Linked DNA regions of Mus musculus: region 1 is linked to region 2. A link is a loop called in an ENCODE intact Hi-C map of the cell type or tissue named here. Cell type or tissue: left cerebral cortex. All regions are shown on one strand. Links, peaks and the distances in the headings refer to the core of each region. The heading gives the core; the rest is flanking DNA. Region 1 holds the start of 3110067G11Rik (RIKEN cDNA 3110067G11 gene). Region 2 overlaps Ak5 (adenylate kinase 5).

Region 1 (16,262 bases), core at 4,257-12,256, 67 kb after region 2:
AATTCCCCAAATTAATCTTCTCTTTGCTGTTGTTGTCGATTTGGCTTGTGAGACAAGGTTTCATAGCCCAGGCTGGCCTCAGTCAGACCTGAAGCAATCCTCCTGCCACAGCTTCCTGGATGCTAGATTGTAGGTGTGTGCCATCACACCTGACACCAGGCTATGAATCCCCTGAACAATGAAACTGTGTTGCCATAGGGAAGCAAGTTTCCAACTGACTCCCAGCCTTTAGCCAGGCCTAACTGAATCTGAGAGTTCACATGTGCATGGGTGCACACTACACACAGATACACACACACACACACACACACACACACACACACACACTCACACACACCCCTATTCTTCCCTCCATGAAAGTATGCAGACACTAGAAGACTGTCACACTGTCTTGGCCTCAACCTGTATTTTCAAACACCTGACCACTCAGGATGGGAGAGAAAAGGAAGCAGACATTGCGGACATACTTGCCAAGAGAGCTCTGAACACACACATCACAAACTGAGACCTTATCTAAGGGTGTTGTGTCCTGAGAGCGAAGCCACTTAGTTACATAAACTTCACAGTACAAAGGGATTCCATGTCTAGTGGCAGTCTCTCTTTCTTCTTTTCTTTCTTTCTTTCTCTCTTTCTTTCTTTCTTTCTTTCTTTCTCTCTTTCTCTCTTTCTCTCTTTCTCTCTCTCTGTCTCTCTCTCTCTTTCTCTCTCTCTTCCTTTCTTTCCTCCTTCCTTTCTTTCTTCCTTCCTTTCTTTCTTTCTTTCTTTCTTTCTCTCTTTCTCTCTTTCTCTCTCTGTCTCTCTTTCTCTCTCTCTCTTCCTTTCTTCCTTTCTTTCCTCCTTCCTTTCTTTCTTCCTTTCTTTCTTTCTTTCTTTCCTTCCTTCCTTCCTTCCTTCCTTCCTTCCTTCCTTCCTTCCTTCCTTCCTTTCTTGTCTTCTTCAAGTTTTTAAATGATTTCCTCCAAGAAGCAGTACTGTTGACTTGGTGGTCGTTTGGAATGCCATATTACCATGAGAAAGACAAAAATACAAATCTATGCCCAGGACTGACCTCCCAGTCTCCACCTCCTTCCCCATGGGCAGAGATCCTTCTGGAAGCCATAGAACACTGACTGGGACGCCGGTCCAGTTTGACCTGAACCCATACTAACAGCTGACTGTGGTCAACATCGTGGTGAACCCTGCAGCATGAAGAGACTACCAGACTTATCACAACGAGTGCCTCCATTTCTGGGGTTCTGTCTGTTTGTTGTATGTGTTCAATAGCGTGTACGTCCCCCTTGAGTGTTCTGTTTTAATGAGATATATCACGACTATGTCTATGGCTGTGGTTGGTTTGGGCTGAATTGCACAATCTCAGATTTCTCAGGACAGAGAGTAAACAGTGTTTTAAAAGTCTCTGCTAGCTGACATTTGGGCCAGATCCTGTGCCCCAATTTAGCACATAAAATAATGAAGCTCTTCATTAAACAGAGTTTTAAATAGTGACTCATGTTTGCTGTCATACAAGCATACTTTCTTGGATGTTTCTGATGGCAAACCTGTGGGGCTACAGTTTTCACCTGGCTCCCTGTGACCACTGGCTGATAGAATATGTGATGTTTGTCTGAATTCCAAGTCTGCCTCACTCCAGCAGGGAGGGCCAGAGGGCCTTACAGGTGGGGGTCGGAGCAGTACCAGGGCACCTGTGCCTCTTGGCATAGTGTTCTCTATTGTAGAGAGCTTCTGTTTCTAAGGCTGCTACAAACATTGCAGGCCCTATTTCAAACAAAGCAGACATGTATTAGATAACACAGCAAGCCAATAAACCTGGGAAAATGGGGACTTTCTTCAGGATGGCATGCAGGGACTCTCAGGCATATTTCATCTCTGAACCCCCAGTCTTACTTTCTTCCCACCAGCTTGACAGAGAACACTAGCAGTTCCTCCCATCTGCTGTGAGAGGAACGGCCGAGCCTTCGGTAAGGGGATGAGGACTTTATTAGCTATCACAGCAGTTACTTGTTCACCATGGCCTTTATCTCAGCATTATTACACTGTAATTAAGAAGAGAGAGATGAGCAAGCCTCTCTGGGCTGCCGCCAGCTCCAGGGCAAACCTTTTCTTGCTCCGGTCCTCCAGAAAAGCAAGCTCTCAGGCAGGCACAGCCCACAGTCACCTGGGGGATCTTTTAAAGACCGACCTACCTTCCTTCCTTCCTTCCTTCCTTCCTCCCTTCCTTCCTTCCTTCCTTCCTTCCTTCCTTCCTTCCTTTCTTTCTCTTTCTCTCTCTTTCTTTTTTCTCTCTCTCTCTATCTCTCTCTCCCTCTCTCTCCCTTCCTCCCTTCCTTCCTTCCTTCCTTCCTTTTTTTTTTCTTTTTTAATAATGAGAATTTTCAAACTTCCAACAAAGCTGGGAGCATTTTTATGGTGAGCATTGTGTATCTGTCAACTAAGTTCTGTGGTTAGCATTTTGCCAGGTCTTGTTTTCTCACAGCTCTGTCTATCAGACCCCCATTTTTTTCTATACATTTCAAGATGCATTGCAAATTACTGCCCCCTTTTCTTGGGGAATCTTCTAAACTTTCAAGTCTTCCAGTGTCAGCTGTAGACATTCATAGATATTTTTTTCTGGTCTGGGATTTTTCCCCCATCCTAAGTCTCTTCGTTCACTGCAGTAACCGTGCTGATGGAGCCCCTGCCAACCAAGATTGTGCCAGTTCCACAGTAAAGAGAAAACCCAGGCAGCCAAATACTGACTGAACAGAGCTCTAGAAGTAGTTTATGGCTGCGAATCATTAGTGGAGTGCCTGCCTGGAATGCCATGGTGAGATCACATGACCAGACAGGACTTCTCACCTCATGACCATGTCATGAAATAGAAAATGAGTGAGCCAGCATTGCAGTCACCTTCAGGGCACACATCCCAAAGACCTCAAGTCTACTGCTAAGTCCCACCTCTTAAACTCCCTACTACCTTCCACAGTGCCAGGCTGACGGCTCAAGCCTTCACCTCATGAATGAGCCTTTAGAGAATATTCCAGACCTAACTTTTAACATGTCAGGATTAGAATCCTTCCATGGACGGGAGCACAGTGAAAGGAAGGCTAGGTGACTATGGTGTAACACACCCAAAGTAGGGACCCCTTTGTGGAATCCAGTTAAGGAACCAGGCCATGGAGGTAAAGGGACCCTTAGCGCGTTATAGAGGTCAGAGCTGTCTGATTTACTTAGCTTGTGTGATCACGTCAACAACTTAATTAGAGCCAGGATGTAGGAACTTTGTGACCTCAGAAAAGAGATCAGTCAATGCTCTCCCAACCACTTAGCAGGTCCAAAGCAACGAGTCCTTGTGCTGTGTACAGGACTGCCTCACGGAACGCTCATCACCCAGTCATTGGCCCAGCAGTTGCCCGGTACCTCCTAGATTCTAGGCCCTGATAATAAGGAAGCAGGCCTGTTACTCTCTGGGTCTCAGCCCAATCTAAAGTCTTACATGACCCACAGCTGACCCTGTCACTGGCATGTTTCACCCAAATGCCTGTCAGAGGCTTTCAGAGCTTGTAGAAATGTTGACTAGCGTAAATAGATAATTTCTTAGTCACTCCAGGCTGCAGAGCATTGAACACATTGACCCTCAGCTTAGCAAAGCCTCATGGTGGCTGTAGGAGGTGACAAGTGACTTGTGGGCCCTGGGTGGCTCAGACTCACAGTTAAGAAGCAAAATAGCTTTTCTCTGAAAGGAGTCATTCAGTCACAAAAACATGAACTCTGGGCTGAGACCACTTCCATTTAAAGAGAAGGATTTCAAGGGTAGGAATGGATAGATTTTGAGAAAGAAAGAAAAAAAAAACCAGAGCGATTACCTAGAAATAGGATAGGTTGGTTTGCAAAAGGTACTTAGTACTGCCAAAGGTATGGTTACAGAGGCTATTTACCTTTAAAGATGTGGGAAATCATGCTACAGTTTAAAGATGTGTCTAATTACTGTAAAAGCATACACTATTAGAGCTGACTGTGTCTGTGTGTGTGCTCATGTGTGTACACATGTAGGCATTGTGCATGTGCTGTGTGTGTGTGATGGCGTGTGTGTGTGTGTATGTGTGTGTGATGGTGTGTGATGGTGTGTGTGTGTGTGTGTGTGTGTGTGTGTGTGTAGGTCAAAGTCTTGGATGTTGGTCCTCCTTTTGCTTGAGACAGAGTCTCTCATTGCCTGGAACTTTCCCAAGTAGGCTAAGATAACTGGACCGTAAGCCTCCAGAGATTCACCTGTCTCTTCCTCCCATCTCATGATCACTGAGAACTTTGAGAGAAATATTCAAATCCAACCAGGAACACCTCATATCATCAGAGGAGGAATGTGGTTGCCGGGAGACGTTACGGCTGTGATGAAGTTAGGTCTCATGGCCCAGTAGGCTCTGTTTTCTCACTCTCTCAAGGAATGCTTACCAACTCAGAGTGGATAAAGTGAATAATTGACTGTTATAGAGAGCGGGCAGTGCCTGTCATGGGAGGCACCATAGTTTCAAAGGAGGTAGAGCATCCATTACCAGTTAGGGCCTGATATCAGGCTGGCTGAGAGGTAGAGCATCAAGGAATTGGATCAACTTGGTGGGGTCGCAACGAGGACAAACAACAAGCTGAAGAGTGAGGGGATGGGAGGATGCCATTAGCGAGATGGCTTGAGTTGAGTGGTGAATGCTTACGTTCAACCAGATGTGTGTACCGCTGAAGCTGGGTCAAGAGAAAATTAATTCCCAGCTAATGTAGGAATATAAGCCTGAGACCCTTCGCTAAAGGCAATCAGAACCCAGCAGACATTTCCCCCACTGTTGTCTTAGAGAAATGTAGTCCTGTAAGTGCTGTGGATCCAGTGTATGTTGTTGAACTATCAAATATACATGCAGAAGTTCATACGTACTGATAGAGCTTGCATGCCCATACATGGTCAGACATTTCTAAGGAACGAAGTGCCCACATTCACTTCTGACTTTGAACTGGGTTTGATTCAGATGTGGTCAGTGTCATAACTCAGGACTGAACTAAGGAGTGGGTGTTTGTTGGAAATGGCGGGTGCTAAGCATCATGGTTTTTCTGAGAGAAAAGATGAAGGGCATTTATAGTGCGATTATAGATGACAGACAGATTTCAAAGGCTTTTTCAAAAGAAGACACAGAGCTTGGCAACTGGTCAAGGAACTGCGGATGCGGAGGGAGAAACCACAGACAGGGTGAGGCAGAAGATGGATTGCTTCTCCCCAAGTAGAAACCGAAGGTCAGGAACAGTCAAGGGCCCGTCCGCAGCCACAGTCAAGGGCCCGTCCGCAGCCACAGTCAAGGGCCCGTCCGCAGCCACAGTCAAGGGTCCGTCCGCAGCCACAGTCAAGGGCCCGTCCGCAGCCACAGTCAAGGGCCCGTCCGCAGCCACAGTCAAGGGCCCGTCCGCAGCCACAGTCAAGGGCCCGTCCGCAGCCACAGTCAAGGGCCCGTCCGCAGCCACAGTCAAGGGCCCGTCCGCAGCCACAGTCAAGGGCCCGTCCGCAGCCACAGTCAAGGGCCCGTCCGCAGCCACAGTCAAGGGCCCGTCCGCAGCCACAGTCAAGGGCCCGTCCGCAGCCACAGTCAAGGGCCCGTCCGCAGCCACAGTCAAGGGCCCGTCCGCAGCCACAGTCAAGGGCCCGTCCGCAGCCACAGTCAAGGGCCCGTCCGCAGCCACAATCAAGGGTCCGTCCGCAGCCACAGTCAAGGGCCCGTCCGCAGCCACAGTCAAGGGTCCGTCCGCAGCCACAGTCAAGGGCCCGTCCGCAGCCACAGTCAAGGGCCCGTCCGCAGCCACAGTCAAGGGCCCGTCCGCAGCCACAGTCAAGGGCCCGTCCGCAGCGGATACAGACTTGCGGAGCTGCATTCTCCACACGGTAGAGGATTCTGCACTGTTAGACTCCTCCTAACATGTCATTTGTGTTGGGATGGCCATAAATTACTCACCCCTTGCCTCTGGATGGCGCTTATGGGTCTTAATCAGAGCCTGGCACCCAGCTGAAACTGCGGGTCTCCTGTCACCCTGTCCTAAATCTGATATTTCTCTGGTAGGAAGACTCAGCTCCAAGACTGTTAGCACCAGGCTTGTCAATGTCACACCAGTGAAAGCCAACCCACAGTGTCCCCAAGTGAAGAGCTGAGTGAGCAGGCCTCAGGCTAAACCCTAGGTTCCCTCCCAAGAGTAAACAGTACATAGTAAAATGTCAGCCAGGGACACTGTGGGCCGCAGGTGGTAGAGTGCTTATCCAGAGGGGATCAAATAAACCGGATGTTGTAGTGATGCCTGTAATCACCTCACCTGGGAAGCAGAGGACGGAGGGCCAGAAATCATCCTTGGCTACATCAAGTTCAAGGCTAGCCTGGACTACATAATGTCTTCATGCTGTAAAATCCAAAATAGCTAAGCCATGCCGGCTCTATACAGAACTGTAAATATATAAAAGCATGACTTTGAAATTCTTTGTAAGAGATGAACTTCAGAGAAGCCCTAGGTAAGCAGCGTCTATCCTTTCCACTTAGTGGAGAGAAAAAAGTTACCATGGTTCATGGAATGTGTTTATAATATTGACTGTGAACTCAAAAAAGAACATGGTTTGGCTTTTTAAATAACCGCAGCTCTACTTCACTGATCTGTGAGGTGGTAGGTAAAGTGTCAGGTGCAGAGAACAGAAACAACAGAGCATACACCCAGCTCAGCACCTTCTCTGACTATGGGAGCACTCAGCACCATCTCTATGGGAGCACTCAGCACCATCTCTGTGTGAACACTCAGCACCATCACTATGGGAACACTCAGCACCATCTCTATGAGAGTACTCAGCACTATCACTATGGGAGCACTCAGCACCATCACTGTGGGAGCACTGAGAATCCAGGTGCTGCATTTAAGGGGAGGCTATGAAAACAGGTGCAGGTATAGACCAAAGAACACCAGGTCCAGAAGAACCCCCCTTGCTCGGCTAGGCTTCCGGGTTCCAACAGGCTGAGTGGAAAGCCAGTCTTTGAGTATTGACCCTGTTCCAATGGTGCAACTTCAGGTTCACAAGGAAAATTCAATAAATCAGTTTTTTTTAAATTCCATTTGATATTGAAAATAAGGATTTCTCCACTCCTTTTGCCATGAAGACTTTGACAGACCCCTTCAAGGTAGAATTTCATCTAAACTCTGAGTCATACTACAAGGGGCTGTGTCCCAGTCAGCTGGGAGGTATAAGCCTATGGGTGTGGTGGCAGCCAAGTGATAGCCGTTGTCTTCTTCAGGCACCCGGCCATCAGAGAGCACAAACCCTTCAGTTTGAGATGGAGTTCTCCAAAAGAATTTTGTCCCCTGTATTAAATTATCCTAGAGGGACACCAAGCCCCACTGCACCCCTAAGCGCTGAGTTAGACCTTGGTGGCATATCAGAAAAGCTGTGCAGTCACTTGCAGGTTTTGTGACCTTCTTACAGTAAGGAGATCACATGGCTTCCCAGTTTGGAGCCAGGGGAAGAATCATGCCTTTGTATAGGTTACTTAAAATTCCACACTGCCTGCACCATTTGGGCCAAAAATGCTAAGAATCTGCAGCTCCTGCCCCCACGGAAGGCTTCTAACCAGGGCAGCAGCGCGGCTCCACACAGCTGTTGTTGAGATGGAGAGTTTTAATTGCCTCTGTGTCAAGATTTATTAAACAACGCTTCAGAGGGGCAAACCTATAATAGTCATATTAGTAGGCGGCTGAAGAAAGGAAATAATTGGAACACAGCATCTTTGCCTTGGAAGGCAACTCAGAAAATATCTTTTCCTCGTGATCAGCCACTAGCTATCCCGGGAAAAGAGTTTCCAGGTAAACACAAGCCACACAAGTCCCGTTGCCTCCCAGAGCTCAGCTGTGAGTCCCTCTAGACATTCACCTAGAAGCACTCCTTCCTCTGAGTGGCTTTCTCTTGTCCCCACACTCTCCCATCCTATTACAGCTGGAGGCGAGAGTCACTGCTCTGCCCCCAAGGAAAGGGCTGTCCATGTGCTGGCCTGCCCTGTTTCTGTTAGCCTCTGTAATAGCTGTATTCCTATGATGTCTGGCCCATTCATGCAACGTTGTGGGGGCGTCTGAACCTCCCCATTTGACTTAATGCAGCAATGTGGATGAGTACTGTATCTTTCCTGCCTTGTCTGCCTCGGCAAGATGCCTGAGAGGCTCTTCTGCTAAAATGGGCTGGGAAGAGCATCCCTTAATAGCCAGTTCCCACTACCCAAGAGAGCTAGGATTTGGGCTAGAATCTCAATTGTGTTTTGTGTTTTTTATTTCAAATATTCCTTTTTAAAGAGGCTATGAATAGGAGGCATGAACTAGCACCAACTATGGGTGCTGTGTACTATGTCTTCTCTCTCTCACACACACACACACACACACACACACACACACACACCACACCACACCACACACACACACACACCACACCACACACACACACACACACACACACACACACACACCACATATACACACACACACAAACACCATACCACACACACACACCACACACACACACACACACACACACACCACACACACACACACACACACACACCACACCACACACACACACACACCACACCACACACACACACACACACACACACACACCACACCACACCACACACCACATATACACACACACACACACACACACACACACACACACCACACACACACACACACACACACACCACACCACACCACACACCACATATACACACACACACAAACACCATACCACACACACACACCACACACACACACACACACACACACCACACACACACACACACACACACACACACACCACACCACACCACACCACACACCACATATACACACACACACAAACACCATACCACACACACACACCACACACACACCACACCACACCAAACATATACACACCACATACACACACAGCACACCACACCAAACACACACACAGCACATATACACACACACACAAACACCATACCACACACACACACCACACACACACACACAGCACACCACACCAAACACACACACACCACATACACACACACACACCAGATAAATAAAATAAACATAGGGTGTTCTTCTTCCCCTAAAATCTGAGGAGTAAAAAGAGTAGGAAGGTCCTGGCATTTGAAGGTGAGAACCAGGAAGAGCAATGTCCCACAGTCCTCCAGAAGGAATTGGGGTGTCCCTGCCGGGCTCTGGCCAACACTGGTCCACTCTGTTTCTGTTAGCATAACTGCTTCCATGTAAGCTGCATATAAATGAGCATGGTGGCTTTCTTTCTGTGCCTGATTTATTCCACTTGTCGTAAAGGACATGCTGGCCCTGGGAGAGGGGAGGAAATGGGAGAAGAATGTTTGAGGAAATGGAGGGGCTGGGGCCTCTGGCTTGATTGCATGCTGTATGCATGTATGTGGAACCAATCATACCACATTCCCGAACATGGATAGACTCACCAGTATAAATATCTTATGAACTTTAAAGTAATTATCAGTGAAGCATGGAGATGTATGAAGCAGGCAGCGACTGGATGCAGGCGTCTCTTCTCTCTAGAGCATTTCAGCATCGTCCCCTGCACATGGGGGACCAGAATTTTCCTCTCCCCCTGTATAGTATCTGCAGACCACCATCAGCTTTCAGTGGAACCAACTGACTGACCCAACAGTGTTCTCGGAAGCCAGCAAACGAAGTCGAGTTCCACCTTGTCATTCGTAGATGGGTTTCTGTGGTCACCTTCAGTGTGGAAAAGCCCCTGTGGGTTTCTTTGACACTTTACAAGGCTACTTTCATTTTATTTTATTTTATTTTTATCGGTTTTTAAAAGAGAAAAGGTGGGGGAGGGAAATGGGATGAACAGCTGAAACCCCACTGCTCTCAGCTTCCGCACTTGGCTGCATCGCACTTGGCTACACGGTTTGGGGGGTGGGGTGTGGGGATGGGACAGCTCTGGCCACCTGGGAGCTGGAGAGCAGTGTGGCCTCAGGTAGATTATCACAGCATAGGCTTGGGAGCCTCACTCAGTATTGCAGGGGTAAGAGGGGACAGTGAGTGGTGCAGGGGTGAGGGGGGTCAGTGAGTGAGTCTCTACAGCGCACATGATCAACACATATGAAACATTATCATGAAACCCATTATTTTATACAATGAATATACACCAGAAAAAAATAATAATAATTGTTGCATCCCCCAAAAGGAGACAGTGGACCTGAGATGCATGTCTGATGTGTCTCCTTCCCAAGGTGGCCCTGGCTCTGGCAAAGGCACCCAGTGTGAGAAGCTGGCAGAAAAATATGGCTTCACCCATCTCTCTACTGGTGAGCTCCTGCGCCAGGAACTGACCTCAGAGTCAGAAAGAAGCAAACTGATCCGTGACATCATGGAGCGTGGAGATCTGGTGCCCTCGGTAAGCAGACACCCATCCTGTCTCCCCTGGCAGCCAAGCCACTGGCTACGGTGGCAGGCTGGATCATGGAGACAAAGAAACCCCCAGGATCCAGAGAGAGGTTTGATTTCTCTCCTGGGTTACAGTCCTGAGGCAGGGTGGCCTATGTCAACAACCATCTAACTTCCAAGCTGTTCCTTGGCCAGCCCTTTAGGTGTCAGCCCGGTTCATGTGTTTCCAAAAGGAGCCTCACTTTAGAGAAAGATCTTCAAAGCTTTAGAGTATGGAAAGCTAAAATCCGAAGCCTCCAGGAAACAGACGCCTCGTTGGAGTGGGCATGTGTGATGCTTTGTGCTGACTGTCCACCTGACAGGCTCCAGACTCACTTAGGAGACAGTCCCCTGTGGGAGATTATCTTGACTGGGTTTATTGGTGTGAGAGGACCCAACTTGACTGTGGACGGGACCCTCCTCTGAGTAGGGATTCTTGTTCTAGTCACTCTTCCGTTGCTATGACAAACACCAGAGTCAACAGCAGTTTACAGGTGGGTTCTAGATTGCAGTCCATTACTGAGGAAGCCACGGCAGGAGCTCAAGGCAAGAACTGAAACAGAAGCCAAAGCTGAAGAGGCAGGTCCTCTTCTCAGGTGCTTCTAGGTTTAGGTCAAGTTGGCAAAAAGCAACCAGCACAGTCATGGGCGGCGTATAAGATGGAGAGAGCAAGCTAAGTAGCAGCAAGTATTCACATCTCTCTGCTGATTATGGGTGCATTATTGCTGGAGCGTGCGTGCGTGCGTGCGTGCGTGCGTGTTTCAGGACCAAAGGAGGATGTTAGGTGCCTTCCTCTATTGCTTCCACCTGAGTTTTTGAGATAGGTTCTCTCACTGAACTGCAGCTTCCCCCCCCCCCTTTTTTTTTTTTTTTTGCCCAAGCTGGGTGGTTAGGATGCTCTTGGGACCCACCCACCTGTCTCTGCTTCCCAGTGCTGGGTGTGGCCGCAGACACTTGCTGCTGTGCCCGGCTTTGTAATGTGGATACTGGGAATTTGAATTCAGGTTCTTCTGTTCTCATAGCAAGTGCTCGTAGCCACTGAGCCTTGTCTCCATCCCCCAAAATAAAGATTTTTATCAAGTAGTGCCCATCCGGCACTCACCTTGCTGCCTCCTATGGCTTCTTCCTCGGGTCAGGCTATTGCCGCCTTGGGCTCTCCATGATGGCTTTTTTTTCCCATTTATTTTTTGTTTTATGGGGTTTTTTTATTAGGTATTTATTTCATTTACATTTCCAATGCTATCCCAAAAGTCCCCCACCCGATCCCCCACCCACTCCCCCACCCACCCACTCCCACTTCTTGGCCCTGGCGTTCCCCTATACTGAGGCATATAAAGTTTGCAAGACCAAGGGGCCTCTCTTTCCACTGATGGCCAACTAGGCCATCTACTGATACATATGCAGCTAGAGACATGAGCTCTGGGGTACTGGTTAGTTCATATTGTTGTTCCACCTATAGGGTTGCAGATCCCTTTAACTCCTTGGGTATTTTCTCTAGCTCCTCCATTGGGGGCCCTGTGATCCATCCAATAGCTGACTGTGAGCATCTACTTCTGTGTTTGCTAGGCCCCAGCATAGCCTCACAAGAGACAGCTATATCTGGGTCCTTTCGATAAAATCTTGCTAGTGTATGCAATGGTGTCAGCGTTTGGATGCTGATTATGGGGTGGATCCCTGGATATGGCAGTCTCTACATGGTCCATCCTTTTGTCTCAGCTCCAAACTGTGTCTCTGTGACTCCTTCCATGGGTGTTTTGTTCCCAATTCTAAGAAGGGGCAAAGTGTCCACACTTTGGTCTTCGTTCTTCTTGAGTTTCATGTGTTTAGCAAATTGTATCTTATATCTTGGGTATTCTAAGTTTCTGGGCTAATATCCACTTATCAGTGAGTACATACTGTGTGAGTTCTTTTGTGATTGGGTTACCTCACTCAGGATGATGCCCTCCAGGTCCATCCATTTGCTGGCTCTTTAGCCTGAGTCCTCTCCATCGCCCATTTCTAGTTGACCTTTCTGCCTCCTACAGAGCTCTGCCTAGTCACAACTTAACGGAGCCCCCTCCCCTCTAGAAAACAGCAACCCCCCCCCTACTCTGGCCCTTTGTCCTGCTCTGCCGTGCCTGCTATCCTTAGCTAGAGTATATTCGTTTATCATTGTCTGCCTTCCTCATTAGACTGTGAATTAGATGGAGAGTTAATTCACAATTCTTTAAGGAAGGGTTCTGGCCATGCCTGCGACTTCTGCGTTCCCCAGGCTCCTGCCAAACACTAGAGAAGGAGGTCTCCTCCCACCCCGCCCACAGGCCCCACCCCTAGGGAAGGAGGTCTCCTCCCACCCCGCCCACAGGCCCCTCCCCTAGAGAAGGAGGTCTCCTCCCACCCCGCCCACAGGCCCCTCCCCTAGAGAAGGAGGTCTCCTCCCACCCCGCCCACAGGCCCCTCCCCTAGAGAAGGAGGTCTCCTCCCACCCCGCCCACAGGCCCCTCCCCTAGGGAAGGAGGTCTCTTTTCCTCACACTCCTCCCAAGGCCCCTCCCCACACTGCACTGTTCTTTCCTTACCTTGCACACTTGTTTAATCAATCTTTTTAAAGGCAAAATCGTGTTGGTAGAAAATAGTTCTCTGGTCTAAAAGTTTTCTCAAGTTAGCACATGTCAAGTTTTGCATAATGTTTACTGGGAGAACGCCGCCAGCAGCGTTTCATTTGCTCCTAACCTGCCACGATGCCTGGTCCATCAGCTGCTACTGTGTGGAACAAGACACGTGGAACATGTCTCATGGGGTGTAAGATGCTGAAGTCTTTCTAGTGAGATAACAGCAGAAAGGACAGACCAGAAAGGAAAACCCTCCCGGTGGAACCCAGTACTGACTGAAAGACCTGAAAGACTGAAAGACTCACTGCAGACATGGGGGGGCGGGGGGAGGCAGGTTAGTCCAAGAGATCTGCTATTAATCTTGCCACATCCTCCCCTCCCAGAAGAATGTCTGAGGAGTCACATTTATTGTGATTTGGGGGTGCCGCTAGGCCCCATACTGACCACTCTCTCTGCTGTAGGGTGTCGTTCTGGAGCTGCTGAAGGAGGCCATGGTGGCCAGCCTGGGCAACACCAAGGGCTTCCTGATTGACGGCTACCCCCGGGAAGTGAAGCAAGGGGAAGAGTTTGGACGAAGGGTGAGCTGATGTTAGCAGTGCCCAATCGGGGCACAAGGACAGCACTCAGCTTAGGGGGTACACGCAAAGCCGCCTCTTACCCAGTAACACTGTCCAGATCTTGGCGTTACCAAAAGCGGAAACGTAAACTCTTTTTTTTTCCGAAGACGAAATACAAAACTAGGGCAGGAATGACCGGTCTAGCGAGGAAGCAGCAGCAGTCGGGCTCGGCCGGGTGTGGGGAGCGGAGCCGCCGGTGCCTCTTTGGTTCTCTCCACCTCTGCCTGTTCCTCTCTGTGTTGCTCATTTCTCTTCCTGCTCCAGGCTTCTCTCCTCTCATTTCAATGACCTCGCAGAAAACTAAGTCTGCCTTGGGGTGGCAGAGTGCCCCACAAAAGACCCACTGCTGCTTCCTTCACTTTAACAAGGACTCTGCTAATAGACCCAGCCTACAGGAGCCAGTAGGGGGCAGGCGGCACACCACCAGAGCCACACAGCCTGAGAGAGAAGGGCAGTGGCCCCTGGGCAGGGAATAGAGTTACATAGGCACAGAAGAGGGGAGAGATGCTGCGAGGACAGGATCCAGAATGCTTGCCACCCTCCATAACACTGTGCCATCCCCGACTTTGTGCCCTCCTTAGTGGCTCAGGGCTACCAGCTGTCACAAGAACCAGTAACTACCCACTACTGCAGCTGCCAGACGGTGACCTGCTTGGGCCAGGCCCTATGGTACATACTGTATACCTTGCCTGCAACTCTCCAAGTCTAGGCAAGTGACCATATTTGTTACACTAAGACTGACACCAAACCTCCAAGAAAGTCAGGTGTGCGTGGCTACTGTTTTATTCTGCAGTATTTTCATCTGAATTCTTTGAGTTGATGTTTTTAAAAAGTGGAGTGACCTTTTCAGTGAATAGAGTAAGAGGAATGCCATTCCTGGGGTTTGGAGGGCCAAGCAAGTGCACGGTTGCACCTCTCTGTGCAGGATACCTAATATAGGCGCTTGCAGAAGTTTGCTGTACCCTCGCCCCAACCACACAGCTTTTGGGGTCACCCAGTTCCATCACCTTCTAGCAAGGCCACAGGGATGAAGGCGATAAAACCTTGGGTTTCATCTACCCTTGAGTTTGCTTCATCAAGCTCCCCTCAGGAGTTCCTCCGTTGCCTAGCCCCCACTTTAACTAGAGCCAAGGGGTCTAGAGAGATGGCTCAGTGGTTAAGAACAATAGCTGCTTTCAAAGAGGACCTGAATTTGGTTCCCAGAACCCACAGGGTGCCTCACAACTTCCAGGAACTCTAGATACCAGGTACCCAACTCCCCCTCTGGACTCTGTGGGCACCAGGCACACGTACATGGTGCTCATCATATAAGCAAACAGGCACACACATACACATGCTACATAAAATTAAAAATATATATATTTCTTAATTAGTCAAAAAAAAAAAAAAAAACGCTTCATGATCCAGTCAGCAAAGATGGACGTGCAAGAAGGTAGATGGGGGGGAGGGGGGAAGCCTTGTGACAGATCTGTGTATAAGTGCAAACAATAGCAGAAACAAGCAGACATGCAAGCAGATGACTGTAACTGGCTTCTGAGTGATGCATACCCCTGCAGAGGATGTCACAGCCACCTTTGCTGAGGACAGAGGAACAGCAGTGCAGGCCACGCCCCAGCTTAGATGTTCGGGGTATAGAGGTCTTTTTTAGAATGTTCACTGAGAGATGTAGAGTTTTCTGAGTCTCCCATGCAGTCAAGAACACAATGGATTGTAAATACAGGTGTCTCTTATTCCAGCCCCTCGCTAAGGAAAAGCAATAATAAAACCATAATCCGAGTTCTTCATTATGAAGTTCTCCATAATTCAAACTTCATTTTGTAGCTTTTATTTTTTTTTATTTATTTTTTATTTTTTTTATTATGTATTTTCTTCAATTACATTTCCAATGCTATCCCAAAAGTCCCCGTTTTGTAGCTTTTAAAGCTAGATCTGATGGCAGATCCCAGCATGGATGCCCATGGAGTTACAAACCATGTTAAGCCATGGGAGGCACTCCTGGGGATCCAACCAACAGCCCACTGGCCACACACATCCCAGGACTGCTACAGACATTACGTCACAGTGTCAAAAGGTTTGGTGCCCCTGTCTGTCTGTCTTTCCATGCTGGTGAGCTTACAGTCTGCTGCAGAGGAGCATGCACAAGGCGCTTCCCTCACCTTCCACACAACTCTCCAACATTCCTGACCCATCATGCCTTTCTCCTCTGCCCAGAACCTGGGCAGTGTGGCTCAGTGGTTACTATCAGAATTCCCTGAGTCAGGGTTCAGATGTGGTCTGAGGCCCCATCGGTCCTCACTAGCTGGAAGTGTCTAACTGGTGGCTGGATAGTTTCAGCTCCCCATGTCACTACTGACCCAGTGGCCTTCAAGTGAGATGTCTGTATGTTTGCAAAGTCAGTCTTTTATAAACTGCTAGCAGTGTAACTTCAGGGGATCCCAATGCCAACTGAGCAGGCAAGCAGGAACCACACATGAAGCTTCCAAAGTGGTTGCTTGCCTCAAATTTAAATTGAACAAAGACCGTGCCCACAGAGGAAGACTCTTGACATAAGTGCCATGAAAAAGCTATTTCCTCAAATATTACCGGGC
Region 2 (16,262 bases), core at 2,831-10,830:
CACTCCGTCCCGCCCACCAAGCCCTGCCAAGTACAGTCCAGCCCCGCCCTACCTAGCCCAGCCCTCCCCTCCCGGTCTAGCCACGCCCCATCCTATTCAGCCCCGCCCTGCCAAGCCTAGCCCCGCCTTGTCTGTAAGTGGCTCTAGTGTCAAGAAATGTCCTCCTAACTAGAGAAGAGAGCAGGCCTCTCTGTGAGGAAATAGACTGTGCACTGGCCTTAGCCACAGCAGATGCCCTTGGACCCTGATCCTCATCAGGTGGTGGGGTTCCGTTTTTTGTTTCTCTTGACCATAATCTTCTTTTGTATGTTTTAAATAGAATCCCTCTTCCCCCTTAGATTACTGACGTGTTACAACTGTCTATGGCTCTCAGAACTCTCTTGGCATTTCTCCCTATGGCTGACGACTGCGCTTGTTGCATCATCTTTCTGGTTATGCTATTTTTTTATTTTAATTTCCTTTATTCTGCCAGTGGGTTCTTGTTAAAGAAATAAGTGAAATATGTCCCGGTGCATAAATATTCTGGAGTAATGTCCTCATTCATAAATGTGCAACAAGGAAGAATGTGTACCATAAGGAAAGAGGGAGAAACACGAGGAAATACTGTCACCATAGAACGAGCAGGATGGCAGGAAGAGAATAATAGATTAATGCAAAATGGAGGTGTAGTATTTGAGGAGTCACTACGAATGGCAGGAAACGATGTCAGGAATTAACTCTAAAATTGTGATCAAGAAATAACATAGGAGCTGGAGAGATGGCCCAACTGTCATGAGTACTCTCTGCTCTTGCAGAGGGCCCAGATTCAGTTCCCAACACCCACACAACGGCTCAGACCCATCTGTAACTCCAGTTCCAAGGGATCCAGTGCTCTCTTCTGCCTCCCACAGGCACACACAGGTAGTGCACATACCTATAGACAGGCAAACCACTCATACACATAAAATAAAAATAAAGTAAATCTTTAAAGAAAAAGATTAACAGTAAAGGCACACTATTAATAATAACAGAAAACAAATAAATCATGTTTGCCTGCCAAAAATACAAGACTGCTGGTTTTCTTTAAGCCTTAATAATGTGATAACCACAGCGTTGCTTCTTATAATGTCTGTGCTCCTGACTACACAGATCACTTTTTATAAATCAATACTATCTTTAAGCTCTTGGCCAAATAGAGATTTGAGGCTCTGTCAAGGACTATACAGGGTTACCAGAAGCCAGTCCTTTCCAAGAGTCTGTGGGGTTTTTTTAAATTCCAGGAAGACAACATTATAAGCCAGCATAGCTCAGAAACAATAGCGACAGCCCGGCTGGAATGAGTCAGCACTCCCGAGAAAAAGGTGCAGGCTTCCACTGATGGAGAAGTGTAGCCCAGAGTGTGGCAGCCAGCCCGGACAACAGAGCAAAGTGCTGGGGGGAAGGAAGGGAAGGGGAGTGAGGGGAAGAGGAAGAGGAAGAAGGGGAGGGGAGGGGAGGGGAGGGGAGGGGAGGGGAGGGGAGGGGAGGGGAGGGGAGGGGAGGGGAGGGGAGGATGCATATTGGAACTGAGAAACTCAGCATGTAAAAGCCCTTACCATCAAGTCTGACAACCTGAGTTTGGTCCTTGGAAGTAGAAAACCAACTCCCAGAGTTGTCCTCTGACCTCCACGGCATCCCCTACACACAAACACACACACACACAGACACACAGACACACAGACACACAGACACACACACATACATACACATACACACACACATACACACACATACATACATACATACACATACACACACACATAAACACACACACATACACACACACATACACACACATACATACACACACACATACATACATACACATACACACATACACACAAACACACACATACACACACACACATACACACACATACATACACACACACATACATATACATATACACACACATACTCACACACACACACACACATTCATTTTAAAGATAACAAACTTAGAAATCCACAATCGTTTGTCCTTGAAAACATTAGCAATTTTATGCTGAGTACCACTGGAAATTTCTAAGCTGTGTGATAACCAACTTTAATCATCACTAACTTTATTTCACTGAGAGCCAAGCAAAGAAACTCGGGGCCTGCTTAGCATTTTGAACGTGTGCACGTTTCGAACGTGTGCACGGAGAGGAGCACGCTTCCTTATTGTTTTCAGTTTTTATCATCATTATCATTGTCAGCGTGTGTGTACGTGGGATGTGTGTGTGTGGTATGTAGGGGTGGTGTGTGTGTCTGTGTATGTGTGATGTGTGTGTGTGGTGTATGTGTGTGCTGTAGGAAGGTGGTATGCATGTGTATGTGTTGTATATGTGTGTGTTTGTGTATTTATGGTGTGTGTGGTGTGTGTGTGAAGTGTGTTTGTATATGTGTGTGTTTGTAGTGTGTGTGTCTATGGTGGGAGTGTGTGTGTGTGTGTGTGTGAAGTCAGAAGACAACTTTCAAGCATGCTCTCTTTCCACCTTGTTGGCAGGGTGTCTCTTGTTTCTGCCATGCTGACTTTCACACTGCTAAGCCATCACGTCAGCTCAAAGGGAACAATGTCTACGAGGCGTTCCTAGATGAACAATATAGGAAAGCGCCTAACCGTGCTGGCCACTCAGTCCCTAAACCCCAGAGAGACCTCCCAGTCGGACAGTGCTGACTGGGTCCAGCGTGACTCTGCTTACAGAGGAAGTGTAGCCAGAGTGCATTGAGGCAGACTTGGGGTTACCACAGAGAAGGGTGACACTGTCTGTGTCAAGTTCCTCCTGCCCAGGATTAGCCCGACTCTTCATCTGCTCCTAGCATTTTTAAACGTTGAGGTCATTTGAAAAGCAAACAGCAATCCTGTTTATCTTCTGTCTAAAACCAACTTTTCCATCCGTAATGCGCTGCTTGAAGCAAGAAATCTATTATTTCTGAGTAAAATTTGTCTGCTAGAACCCCAGCCTGGGTATATTCTCCTACCAAGGCTTCCTTGGTTACATGTTGTCTTGTTATTCTGCTATGGCATAATGACACACTGAGTTTAGAAACCCTATGGGCATGCACATACGTAAAAGTGGCTACAAGGGGCCGGAGAACTGCCTGAGCAATTAAAAAACATAGTTGCTTTTACAGAAGACCCAGGTTTGATTTCCAATACCCACATGGCAGTTCACAGGGCATCCAGTGCCCTCTCCTGACCTCCTTTAGTACCGGGCACACACAGTGCACATGCACACATTCGGGCAAAGCACACATACACATAAAATCATAAGATATTATTTTTCTTTTCTATGGCTTTAGCGGACTCACAGCTTGCTTCTCTTACTTTATTCTATGGTGTTATTTTTGTTCTGTGCATCTGAAAATGGAACGCTGTGGAGGCGGGGCATTGACTCAGACAGTCCAGCAAAGTACCTGCCACTGAAGCTAAGTACCTGAGTTCAGACACCCAGCATTCCTGTAAAAGCCAGACATACTCCCTCGCATCTGTAACTCCACAGTTGGAGAGGGGGGATGCAGGGCTCATTAGCCAGTCATGATGGACACTCGTTGAGCCCTGAGTTTAGGGAGAAACTGTCTCAAAGTATAACAGAGAGGCTGAGGGAGATACCTGACACCAACCTATGCCCTCCATACCCATGCACACATGCATCACATAGGCACACACATGCTACATACACGTACATAAGAAGAAGGAAAGTTTTGGACCCTGTGTGTTCACACCAGCCTCAGTGTCTCCATAGTAACATTCATATTTTACAGTGAGAGGCAAACTGCTCTTAGGGGATGTTCATCACTGGAGGAAGGAAAACTGGAATTGTAGCCACAGCATCTGTCTGTCCTGTGGTGTTCAGGTTAGAGGTGCAGCAAGGAGGGTATTAGTCTGTGTGTCCTTTTCTGAGTTATCATCAGCTCATACACACAGTCTGTTAGCATGCTTCCTCAGGATCCAGGTATGTGCTGGTTTGAATATGCTTGGCCCAGGGAGTGGCACTACTTGGAGGCGTGGCCTTGTTGGAGGAAGTGTGTCATTGTGGGTGTGGGCTTTAAGACCCTCGTCCTAGCCACCTGGAAGCCAGTCTTCTACTAGCGGCCTTCAGATGAAAATGTAGGACCCTCAGCTTCTCCTGCACCATGCCTGCCTGGACGCTGCCATGTTCTGCCTTGATGATAATGGACTGAACCTCTGAACCTAATTAAGCCAGCCCGAATTAAATATTGTCTTTATAATAGTTACCTTGGTCATGGCGTCTGTTCACAGCAGTAAAACCCTGACTAAGACAAGGTAGAACCATGCCATCACGAAGAACACCGGGCTGACCCAGAGCCATGCAAGGGATCCTGGATCGTTGGCCCTCTCCCCTGATGTTGAGCACTTCTTCTGCGTAGAAACAATGGCAGTTCAGAATGAAGTCTGTGAGGAATAGTTTTAAATTCTTGTCAGTTGTGTCCTAGAATCCTAGGATCATGCAAAGTGGTTAAAACATCCGGAACAGAAGGTTCTTAGCATGTTCTTAGCATGTTTGTCTATGACCGATTAACTACCGTGTACGTATATAATTACACATTCGAAATCGGTTGTTTATGTTTAGGCCTGGCTGTGCTTAACAGTGTGTTGGGGAAGTTACTGAAAGGCATGGGATGAAAATAGAAGTTAGTTTTTTAGTATTCCTCTGATGAACAAGTTTACAAACCCCAGATTGAGTGGAGGGGAGAACCTCTGATGCACTGGGGCCTCCCTAACGAGAGTTAGTTAGTTAGTTAGTTAGTTAGTTAGTTAGCTAGTTAGCTAGCTAGCTAGCTACTTGGCTCTGCTGCTCCATAATTACTGGTGTGTCCCATACGATGGAGATGACTGACTTAAAATTTAACCAAATCCCTCTGCTGCTCACTAGATTTACTAAAGAAAAGCTAAAATCGCACATCCTAAGCGAGTATTGATATTACTGTAAGGTCAGGTGAGAATGTGGCTACTCGTGCGACTGTAACAATTATTGTACCTGGATTTAAAAAACCCACACTGACCCCTCTGTGTTTGCTCAGGCGCGTGTGTCCACTGCTGTCTCTCAGCTGTGCTAATTGTGAAGCCAGTCTGTGCAGCCCTAATAATGGCTCTGATTTGTCTTACAAGATGGCTAAGTAGGTCATGGTTTTGTGTCAGGAGGAAATGGCTTTTTCACGGTCAAAGGAACAACTGGCTTCGGTTGTGAGGTGTGTGTGCATGCACACTGTGTGAGCCCTCTAGCTGTGGTTGTGAGCTGTGTGTGCACGCACCCTGTGTGACGCATGGACACCTTGCCTGGTGACCTGGTGTCAGTCTTGTTGCTATCATTTTCCCATAAGACCATCACTTCACTCTCAACCTCCCTTTTTGTTCTTTAAGTCAGGAAATAGTGGCAGGATTTCCTTTCACATATTTCAATTCAAGAAAGCAACTTATAATACCATAGGTCCCGTCACCTTTCGAGGTAAACATAGAAACCTCACCTAGTTCCTGAGACATTTCTTGTGGAGACAATGCCACTGAGGCAATTGTTCATTTATGAACCCTGTGTCCCCTTGCAAAATGTGTCCTTCAGGTGAACTGAGCAGAAGCAGACAGCGGCAAAGGAACTTTGCCCCAAAGACTCATTTACTAACCCCATGTCCCCTTGCAGAATGTATCCTCTATGTGAGCTTCTGCTTGGCCGAAAGTGGGCTGTGGCAGAGGGGAGCTGTGGGAGAGCTGAGCCCAACTGCTAATCCTGGAGCTTTTCTAGCCTTTAACAAGCTCTCATGGTGTTTCCCACACAAGTGCAAGCAAGGAGGCTCTAAACAGAAGACCCAGTAGAGGAAGAGGACACCAGAAGGAGATGTAAGCAGTTTAGGACTAAAAATTTACCCTAGCTTGTAAATTTTATTAAGATACGTAATTACACAGCTGGATTCTTAAAGTGGTGTTGCCCAGGCTATGTATTTGCCAATTCATCAACTGTTGCCAGATAAGATTTCTTTCCATGGGACTGACTGGATCAGAAGTCAAGAGCACTGGCTGCTCTGTCAGACGATCAGGAATCAATTTCCAGCACCCACATTGCGGCTCACAACCGTCTGTGACTCCAGTTCCAGGAGATCCAAATGCCCTCTATGGCCTCCCCGGGCACACATGCAGGCAAAAGATGCACATACATAAAATAAAAAAAAATTTTTTAAATCTTTAGACCCTAAGCAAGGATCTTAAACCCTTCTATCTAGACTGTAAAGACTCAATCAGGTGAATGCCTTGTTTCTATAACACAAACCTCTTATACAGAGCGTATAATTTAGAGCAGTCAGTGTTTGTTTCCACACACACTTACTGAACATTCCCGCCTAGCTGAGGATGTGCATAGGAAGTTAAGAGGAATATCTTATCTGCATGGTAACATGGGAGGAGAATGTCTCCAGATAATACTTAGGACAAAGATCAAACACTCCATAAACACATGCTGTTGAGTTATGTGTAGTTGTTGGAAACTTGCAATGAGATGGAAAATTCAAGAATTTACTGGAAAATGCATGGAGAAATTGTGACTCACCCGCTTTTAAGAGACAGAGGACCTAAAAATACTCAAGAACAAAAATCTTATGAACCCATTCTTCACTAATATCCTTAATAATATTCACCACTAGGGACAGGAAATGTTGGGGCTCAGGAGTCTCCTCCAATGGTTTTTCAATGAAGGCAGCAGTTAGAGGATCCACAAGGGAGACCAGAAATATCTGGCAAAAGGTCTTGCCCTGGTACCAGGCCTCTATGCCACCCAAGGATAGAGTGAATTATTTTTAGAATAGGAGAGTGGAGCTTTGTTTGAAAGGAAGGTGTCCTGCCAGGCATGATGGACTTTATGGGTGTCTTGCAAAGGCGCTTTGTCCCATTGCAAACGCTGACCGGCTGCTTGTTTGATGTGATCAGATTTGCCTTACTCTACAAAGCCTGAAGGCTGCATTTGAAATTAGCATTTGTTTTACTCAGACAGAGCCCCTTGGCCTTGAAACTCCTGCTGTAGTCTCACTGGCATCCATCCCTAATGGAACCTGTGTAGCAAGCAGGATGCGTCCTCTAGAAATGTGAAGGAGCCTGCTGTGTTGCAGTTGTGAGCTCCCCTGTATTTAGTAAAGAAACCTGCCCTGTCATTCTGTCTCCTTTGAGAAGAGGTAGGCTAGGTCCTCGGTGCAGCAGTGAGAAGATAGAGACAAACGGGCTCGCTGGTGAACTGGTTACTTTGTCTCTGAGTGAAGTCACACCAGAGCAGAACAGAACCAGATATTGCTGGTAATGTAATGACACTTCCAGGGTGTCTTAGTCAGGGTTTCTAGTCCTGCACAAAACATCATGACCAAGAAGCAAGATGGGGAGGAAAGGATTTATTCAGCTTACACTTCCACATTGCTGTTCATCACCAAAGGAAGTCAGGACTGGAACTCAAGCAGGTCAGGAAGCAGGAGCTGATGCAGAGGCCATGGAGGGATGTTCTTTACTGGCTTGGTGCCCCTGGCTAGCTCAGCTTGCTTTCTTTTAGAACCCAAGACTACCAGCCCAGGGAGGGCACTACCCACAAAGGGCCTTTCCCCCTTGATCACTAATTGAGAAAGTACCCCATAGCTGGATCTCATGGAGGCATTTCCTCAAGGGAGGCTCCTTTCTCTGTGATAACTCCAGCTTGTGTCAAGTTGACACCCAAAGCCAGCCAGTACACAGGAGCTCAGGCTTATCTGAGAAAGTACAGACTGAGGCCCACTTAACAGAAAATTAACTGCAGATAGCAGTCAAGCAGGTGCAGAAGACAGAGCCAGGATTCAGTGAGTGTTCACAGAATCATACAACATATCTATGTCTTTCTAAAATGTCAGAATTCATTAAATAATAAATTAACAGCAATGTCATCTGACTACAGTTGACTAGGTAGTTCCCAATTTCCCTTGATATCAGCCATCGGCAAACACGGGTTCTCTGTTACAATCTTAATTACTGATGTTAACTCTCAGATCTCAGATCACACATTGCATATCACACAAGAAATGTGTTTGCCTGTGTGTTCGCACCTGCGTGCATATGCATGTACGCACGTGAGTATGAAAGAATAGCTACAAAAGGTTAAAGAAGCCACAGTAGCGTTCAAGGAGTTCAGAACCTCACTACAGGCAGAAGACAGCTGGCAGAGATGCAAAGAGAGTAACTTCTGCGATAATTGGGACATTAATAAGCCTTGTTGGATTCCTACTACTTTACTGGAGCCTTGAGTATAGAGCCAAGCCTCAGGTTCACAGATCCAAGCAAACTAAAGAAGCTAAATGAGGGATGATGGAGGCCACAGGGGTAATATATAGGATAGAGTCCAAACAGATATATGGACAGACAGATGGCAATTAAAGTAGACGATATCAACAATGGAACCCAGCTGAGCTGAAGCCCCCAGGGACAGTTAGGAGTGCTCTGTCTGTCAGTCCTAGATCTCCTAATGCTCACTCTGGGTGCTCAGTGATTGATAGCCTTCAGCATCTGGGTGCTCGGTGATGCCTTCAGCATCTGGGTGCTCAGTGGTTGATAGCCTTCAGCATCTGGGTGCTCAGTGATTGATAGCCTTCAGCATCTGGGTGCTCAGTGATTGATAGCCTTCAGCATCTGGGGGCTCAGTGATTGATAGCCTTCAGCATCTGGGTGCTCAGTGATTGATAGTCTTCAGCATCTGGGTGCTCAGTGATTGATAGCCTTCAGCATCTGGGTGCTCAGTGATTGATAGCCTTCAGCATCTGGGTGCTCAGTGATTGATAGCCTTCAGCATCTGGGTGCTCAGTGATTGATAGCCTTCAGCATCTGGGTGCTCAGTGATTGATAGCCTTCAGCATCTGGGTGCTCAGTGATTGATAGCCTTCAGCATCTGGGTGCTCGGTGATGCCTTCAGCATCTTAGGATTTAGCATCCTCCTCTCTTTGTAGGGTCCTGGTGAGGGTGATGCATCCTGTTGTGGCCTTGATAAGTTGTGAGCTTGGTTTTCCAGATGTAATTTGGATACGCCCTTATGTCCATATGTTTTCCCAACGGACTTTGACGAGTCTCTAATGGTCCTTTGGGTAGTTATCAGTCTGTGCCTCTGGTGGTGCCGGGCACACTGGTGTTTACATTCACAGCAAGGAAGGAAATGAGCCTTCCTGCCTCTGCCTCTGCACTCAACATGGTACCAAATGCTGATTGTAAAATGGAGTAGTCCAAGGCTACTCTTGGCCTGTCAGTAGTTATGTTACCCAATATGGGGTAACCTGGGCAGGGTACAGGCTGATCTCAAAAGCATCACACAGTGTCTCCCAGAATGCAGTCAGTTTTCTTCTTCAGGACACTGAGTCTCGTTTCCCTTCTGTTTCTCAAATCAACCACTCACTGGCTGAAAAGACCTGCCACATCCCCTGACCCTCAAAAGACCAGTCCTTACCCCACATGTGGTAAATCAGCTAAGAGTGTAGTTGGCTGGATGATAGATGACCTTTTAGACAGTAGCCAATCTCTCCACCTGCTGCCCTCACCCAGGGGCGTCCAGCCTTCTGATGTTGGTATTTAACATTGTCACGTACAAAAATTTTGAGCCTCATTCATAGCCGTCCTAGCCACATGCAACCCTTGGGCCACAGGCCTGTGTTAGCAGAACAATAGAGTAGTAAACCCTGCTGGCCGAGTCATTCACGTTCACTGAGATCTTAGCCGCAGAAGTATCCACAGGATTGTAAAGTCCATTTCTTCACTCCATCATTACAAGCTGGTTTCCCCATTCTCGGACTTCGTTTCCTCCTCGTGTATTTATGATTTTTTTCCCTGAAACTTGGGGGTCAAAATTGCTCAATTAGCCAGAGAGTCAGTGAGTACATTTTTAACAACTCTCCATCCTGTAGTTACTTTCTATCATTAGATCATCTTGCTGAGGAGTTAATTGTGTACCAAGATCAGCCTGTGTGTTTTTAATGAGAAGGGGGCTAATACTAGCCCCACAGAGTATTGGAGCTAGGGATAGCATCCAAGGAAGAAGGCAGGACGGGCACTGAAAGAGCTCAGAAGTTGGCCATAACCCTCAAGCTAAAAATAGGAAGGAAAGAGATACAAGGCAATTCAGAACATGGTTTGGCTCTTCCCAGAAATAAAACAACGTAGTTTTTAAGAACATAAGAATTGTAGAGAGAAGAAGCTATGGTCTAGTCCCATCTGCTTTCTCCACTGGGTCTATCAGCTTCAAAAGTCCTTACTTTCTAGGCTGACTGTTTCTTGTGGTGATTAATACTTCATGTTGTTCTAGAACTCCACGGGATGCTTTGCAGTGATTGCTTACAATTGCAAAACAAATTGATTACCTGGCTGGGGTAAAGCTTAATAAATGGTAAGAGCTCATTACCCAGCTGAGCTTTGCCGTCCCACTCTTTTTTTTTTTAATTTGATATTTTCTTTATTTACATTTCAAATGTTATCCCCTTTCCTGGTTTCCCCTCTGAAAACCCCCTATCCCCTACCCCCTCACCAACCCCACCCACTCCTGCTTCCTGGCCCTATCAGTCCCCTATACTGGGGCATAAAACCTTCACAGGACCAAGGGCCTCTCCTCGAATTGATGACCGACTAGGCCATCCTCTGCTACACATGAGGCTAGAGCCATGAGTCCCACCATGTGTTTTCTTTGGTTGGTGGTTTAGTCCCAAGGAACTCTGGAGGTACTGGTTAGTTCATATTTTTGTTCCTCCTATGGGGCTGCAAACCCCTTCAGCTCCTTGGGTAATTTCTCTAGCTCCTTCTCAATCAAGTGGAAACAAAAAGAACTATACAAAGAATCAACCAAACCAGGAGCTGGTTCTTTGAGAAAATCAACAAAATAGATAAACCCTTAGACAGACTGACTAGAGGGCCCAGGGGCAGTATCCTAATTAACAAAATCAGAAATGCAAAGGAAGACATGACAACAGAACCTGAGGAAATCAAAAAATAAAGAAAATGACCAGATCCTACTACAAAAGGCTATACTCAACAAAACTGGAAAACCTGGATGAAATGGACAATTTTCTTTTTTTTTTTTTTTTTGGTTTTTTGAGACAGGGTTTCTTTATGTAGCCCTGGCTGTCCTGGAACTCACTTTGTAGACCAGGCTGGCCTCGAACTCAGAAATCTACCTGCCTCTGCCTCCTGAGTGCTGGGATTAAAGGCGTGCGCCACCATGCCCAGCGGACAATTTTCTAGACAGATTCCAGGTACCAAAGTTAAATCAGGATCAGATTAATGATCTAAACAGTCCCATATTCCCTAAAGAAACAGAAACAGTCAGTAATAGTCTCCCAAACAAACAAACAAACAAAAAAAAGCCCAGGACCAGATGGGTTTAGTGCAGAGTTCCATCAGACCTTCAAAGAAGACTTAATATCACGCAAACTTTATATGCCCCAGTACAGGGGAACGCCAGGGACAAAAAGGGGGAGTGGGTGGGTAGGGGGGTGGGGGTGGGTGGGTATGGGGGACTTTTGGTATAGCATTGGAAATGTAAATGAGCTAAATACCTAATAAAAATGGAAAAAAAGAAGACTTAATATCAATACTCCTCAAACTATTCCACAAAATAGAAACAGAAGGTACTCTGCCCAATTCATTCTATGAAGCCACAATTACTCTGATACCTAAACCACATAAAGACCCAACAAAGAAAGAGAACTTTAGACCAACTTCCCTTATGAATATTGATGCAAAAGTATTCAATAAAATTTTCGCAAACCGAATCCAAGAACACATCAAAACGATCATTCATCCATCATGATTAAGTAGGCTTCATCCCAGGGATGCAGGGATGGTTCAACATGCTGTTCCATTCTTGTGCACACCCCTGGTACTCGTTCACTTCAGATACACAGCCAGAGGTCTCAGGGACAGCAGGAAGCTACTCTCCCAATCCAAAGAATGCCTTGAATACTTTCAAGAAGAAAGACAATGAATGGGGCTGGTGAGATGGCTCAGTGGGTAAGAGCACCCGACTGCTCTTCCAAAGGTCTGAAGTTCAAATCCCAGCAACCACATGGTGGCTCACAACCATCTGTAACAAGATCTGACGCCCTCTTCTGGAGTGTCTGAAGACAGCTACAGTGTACTTACATATAATAAATAAATAAATCTTAAAAAAAAAAAAAAAAAAGACAATGAATATCCCAGAGGCACCCTCACTTGCATTCAGATCTCCATTCCATCTCTCTATTCCCGGTCCCTGGAAGGCCCTCCTTCAGTTTGCTACTCTCGCCTGTACAAAGCACACAAACACCTGGCAACCTCCCGACTCTACTATCGTCTCTTGGCCCCAGTATCACAGAAGCACACTCCATCTCAGCCCTTCTCACGATGAACTCTAGATAATGATCTGTAGTATAAGTGATTCATCACTGACCTTGATATCCATGAAGGGAAGGGCATCACCATCGTCCATTCATGGACCCCAATTGGGATACATCCCAGTTTAATACTTACAGATTCATCCAACGTGGGAGAACATGAGCAAGCTCCTTCTCGGGCTGTTTGACTATCCAGTTTGATTATTCGCTGTTCCAACAAAACACTTCCATAAATGCTAAATGCTGTTTGTAAGGATTTTCGAGAAGGGGGAATCTCTTAGTGTTAACAACTATGCATTGACTGAAAACCAGACTCCTTTTCCTATGTATTACTGATGCCTTTCATCAGCCGGCCCTGTATTCCTGTCAGACACATTTGCCATAGTTTACAATTTTTTAAGCTGATCTACTTGATTTCCATCGACTCTTGCACATAATTATGAGCTGAGCATATTTGGCCATCAAAGTTAGTCAAGAAGACAGAAACATTTATTTGTACTGGCAAGTGATCCCAGTGCTGGAAGATGCCAGGAAAGGAGAGGAAAGGGGAAGGGAGGAGAGGGAAAGGGAGGGGAGGGGGGAGGAAAGGACTGTGGGAATAGCCTGGTGGGTGATTGCTTGACTAGTGTGTGCCAGGCTCTGGGCTCCAACCCTAGCACTGATGATGGTGGTGGTGATGATGATGATAATGACGATGAGATGGGGTATCTCAACTAAGAAAAAAATCAGTAATGACGGAGAAGGAAAATAACAACAAGAAAGATTGAGTCTGACCATCCATCTTCTAGGGCTGAAATTAGCTCCAGTCAAACATCTCATGGCTTCAACTGTGTGCATGTGTGCAAATGCGTGTGTGTGTGTGTGTGCAAGAGTGTGTGTGCATGTGTGTGGTGTGCGTGTGTGTGGTGTGTGTGTATATGTGTGTGTACGTGTGTGTGCATATGTGTGTGTGTATGTGTGTGTGTAGTGTGTGTGCGTGTGTAGTGTGTGTGTGTGTGTATGTCTGTGTGTGTTGTGTGTGTGTGTGTGTGTGTGTGTGTGTGTGTGTGTGTGTGTTTCAGACTTCCCTGGTGCTTTTCAGAACGTGGGAACGTGGAAGGTAACAGAGTTAGGAAAGGAACCACCCTCACATAAAGTCAAAATTTGGCTTCTACAGCTAGAGCTTCTTTAGTTTGCAAACTTTTTTGACAAAGGCTCAAATATTTATCTAACAATTTTATAGTGTTAAGGCTTCAGGTTGTAAGAATGCCAGGAAGAAAGAGGGAATAGGAAAACACAAGGGAAAAGGACGTAAATTAGTCCTGCTCAGTTCAGTTTGGCGTTTGGCGTCTGACTGGCGCTAAATGAGGTCTCAGTACAGTCCTCGGCCCCAGAGAGCACAGCCTCTTCTCCACTGTCTCCTTTAACCTTTCTTTACCAGGTTCTCCAAAAGTGTTTTAGTCGTCTTGTGCTTTAACGAAGACAAAGCCAACATGGATCAGATCTTTCTTCCTTGTGTCACTATAACCTGGTACAGAATCTGTCATACAGAATGCGCTCAGTGAATAATGGGGGCAGGGAGTGATGGGTAAAGTCACTTGCTTCACCAGCCTGACGACTTGAGTCTGATCACTGGAGCCCCCAAGACCCCAATGCAGTGGCTCACATCTATAGTCCCTGCCATCCTACAAAGAAATGGGTGGAGGGCACAGAATTATCCTGAAGCTCATGGGTAGTTAGTCTGGCATACACGGAGCGGCAGAGAAAAACAGGAGAGACTCTAGCTCAACAGGGTGGAAGGAGAGTTGTCCTCTGACCTCCAAATGTGCTATTCTCTGGCACATGTGTGCCTGTACACAGAGAGAGGGGTGAGGGGGAGAGGGAAGAAGGAAAAGAGGTAGGGTGGGGGAAGCACATCATTTTTTTTAAATGGGAGAGGAGGGAGGCTTTTTGTTCTTAGAAACAGTCTTGTTATGTAGCCCAGACTGGCCTCAAACTTCCTTTCCTCCTGCCTGACCCCCCAAGTAGTGGGGTTACAGATGTGTGCAACTGCAGTGAACATCCAATACTTCCCACTGCCCTGCCAGGCAGAGCTCAGGCTCGCAGCACTGGTAACCTATAAAGCTCAGAGTTTGGTGTAGCCACAAGTGTGCTCAGCCCCTGTCCCTGCCACTAAAATGATCTTAGAAGGGTTAATTAACCCCTTGAAACCTGGCTCTTGTTTTTGTTTTATTTGAGTGATTGACTGTTTTTGCAGTGCTGGGGGTGAACCCACAGCTTTAGGTGTACTCACAAGCACTCAATAGGGAGTGACATCCCCAGACCAGGGCTCCTTTGCATCCTTTGTGTGTGTGAGGGGGTTCCTGTGCACATGCCCGTGGCAGGGGTGCACATGGATGGAAATATGTCCAAATAATATTGTTGCGGAGATTGAGTGGCTAAAATACACAGCCAACGACCATCACAGTGAAGTATTTCCCAGCGATGTGTTGAGCTGGTGACTGCTGTTTTCACAGTTCTAACGCTACAAGGCTAACCAGGATTATCTTCAGCATCCTCTTCTTTCTTAGATTCCAATCACAAAAGTCCCAGTTACATTGTTACAGCTTCAACTTAAAAGCAGTTTCTTTTTTTCTTCTTCTTCCCCGCCCCCCCCTTCCCCCCCAGACAGGGTTTCTCTGTGTAGCCCTGGCTGTCCTGGAACTCACTCTGTAGACCAGGCTGACCTCGAACTCAGAAATCCGCCTGCCTCTGCCTCCACACGCCTTTAATCCCAGTTTCTTAAGGCATTTTGTAAATATCCTAACAGGCTTGTCTGGAATCTCTTTACTCTGGTGACTTTTCCTAACAAACCTGTTGACTTGGCATCTGAATTCCCAGTGAGATGAGGTGGAGACAATGAGCCTTTGATTCTGCTGTCCAGGGCTTCCCGGTGCCCTGCTCGCGTCCCTCTGCACAGAATCCTGCCAGAATCCAGTCTTCTTTCACATCTTGTCCTAATTCCTTTTATGAAGAGATAAACAGTTCTCCAGAGCTTGAGTCCACAGAGCTGAGCTACAGGAATCCAAATAAAAACACAGGGATGCTGTGTCTCAGACCCAGACTGTCCCTGCCCGCCCCACCCACCACCACTTTGTGTAGGTGTGACTCAGGTTTTAAAATAGATTAGGAGGCCTTTAAAACCCAATCCTGCAAAGTGATTCCATGGGCCCCTGATCCACCACTGCTGTCTGCTGACTTCACTGCAGGCACTGTGAGTCTTTAAAGTATTACAGTTTTAATGCACGCTTTACCGTTTTACTCACAGAACAGAAAAATTACAAAATAAGAACACTAAGCAGCCTGAGACTGCATTTACATGTGTGTGCGTGTACATGTATGTGCACATACATGTATGTGAGAGGCAGATGATGCCTGTATTAGTCAGGGTTCTCTAGAGTCACAGAACTTATGGATAGTCTCTAGATAGTAAAGGAATTTATTGATGACTTACAGTCGGCAGCCCAATTCCCAACAATTGTTCAGTCGCAGCTGTGAATGGAAGTCCAAGGATCTAGCAGTTACTCAGTCTCACGCAGCAAGCAGGCGAAGGAGCAAGGGCTCGAGCTAGACTCCCTTCTTCCAATGTCCTTATATTGTCTCCAGCAGAAGGTGGAGCCCAGATTAAAGGTGTGTTCCACCACACCTTTAATCCCAGATGAAAGGCGTAGCCCAGATTAAGGGTGTGTTCCTTAAACTCGGAGATTCAATCTTCTGGAATCCATAGCCACTATGGCTCAAGATCTTCAAACCAAGATCCAGATAAGGATCTCCAAGCCTCCAGATAAGGGTCACTGGTGAGCCTTCCAATTCCGGATTGTAGTTCATTCCAAATATTGTCAAGTTGACAACCAGGAATAGCCACTACAATCCACCCCTTG

Evidence for each region. A loop is a pair of places that touch in the nucleus more often than their neighbours do. Peaks named below come from ENCODE experiments on the same cell type or tissue, not always from the same donor. Only the 100,000 strongest peaks of a DNase experiment are listed, where the experiment ranks them.
Region 1: a loop joins it to region 2, with 6 times the contacts of the local background. A loop is called at or near these places in 2 of 42 quality-filtered maps.

The regions. Positions count from the first base shown.
Region 1 is chr3:152,475,714-152,491,975 of GRCm38, reverse strand. Ak5 (adenylate kinase 5) reads left to right here. Exons shown (of 14, transcript NM_001081277.2): 11 at 10,275-10,438; 12 at 13,519-13,635. 3110067G11Rik (RIKEN cDNA 3110067G11 gene) reads left to right here and starts at 2,409. Exons shown (of 1, transcript NR_165813.1): 1 at 2,409-8,416. In left cerebral cortex, for the core only: no CTCF peak of the experiment used is centred there; DNase peaks (open chromatin) are centred at 7,563 and 8,086; H3K27ac peaks cover 1,205 bases.
Region 2 is chr3:152,541,717-152,557,978 of GRCm38, reverse strand. All of the region lies in intron 6 of Ak5 (adenylate kinase 5), which reads left to right. Among named protein-coding and RNA genes, the nearest start is that of 3110067G11Rik, 60 kb to the right of the region's middle. In left cerebral cortex, for the core only: a CTCF peak has its summit at 6,676; a DNase peak (open chromatin) is centred at 3,382; H3K27ac peaks cover 429 bases.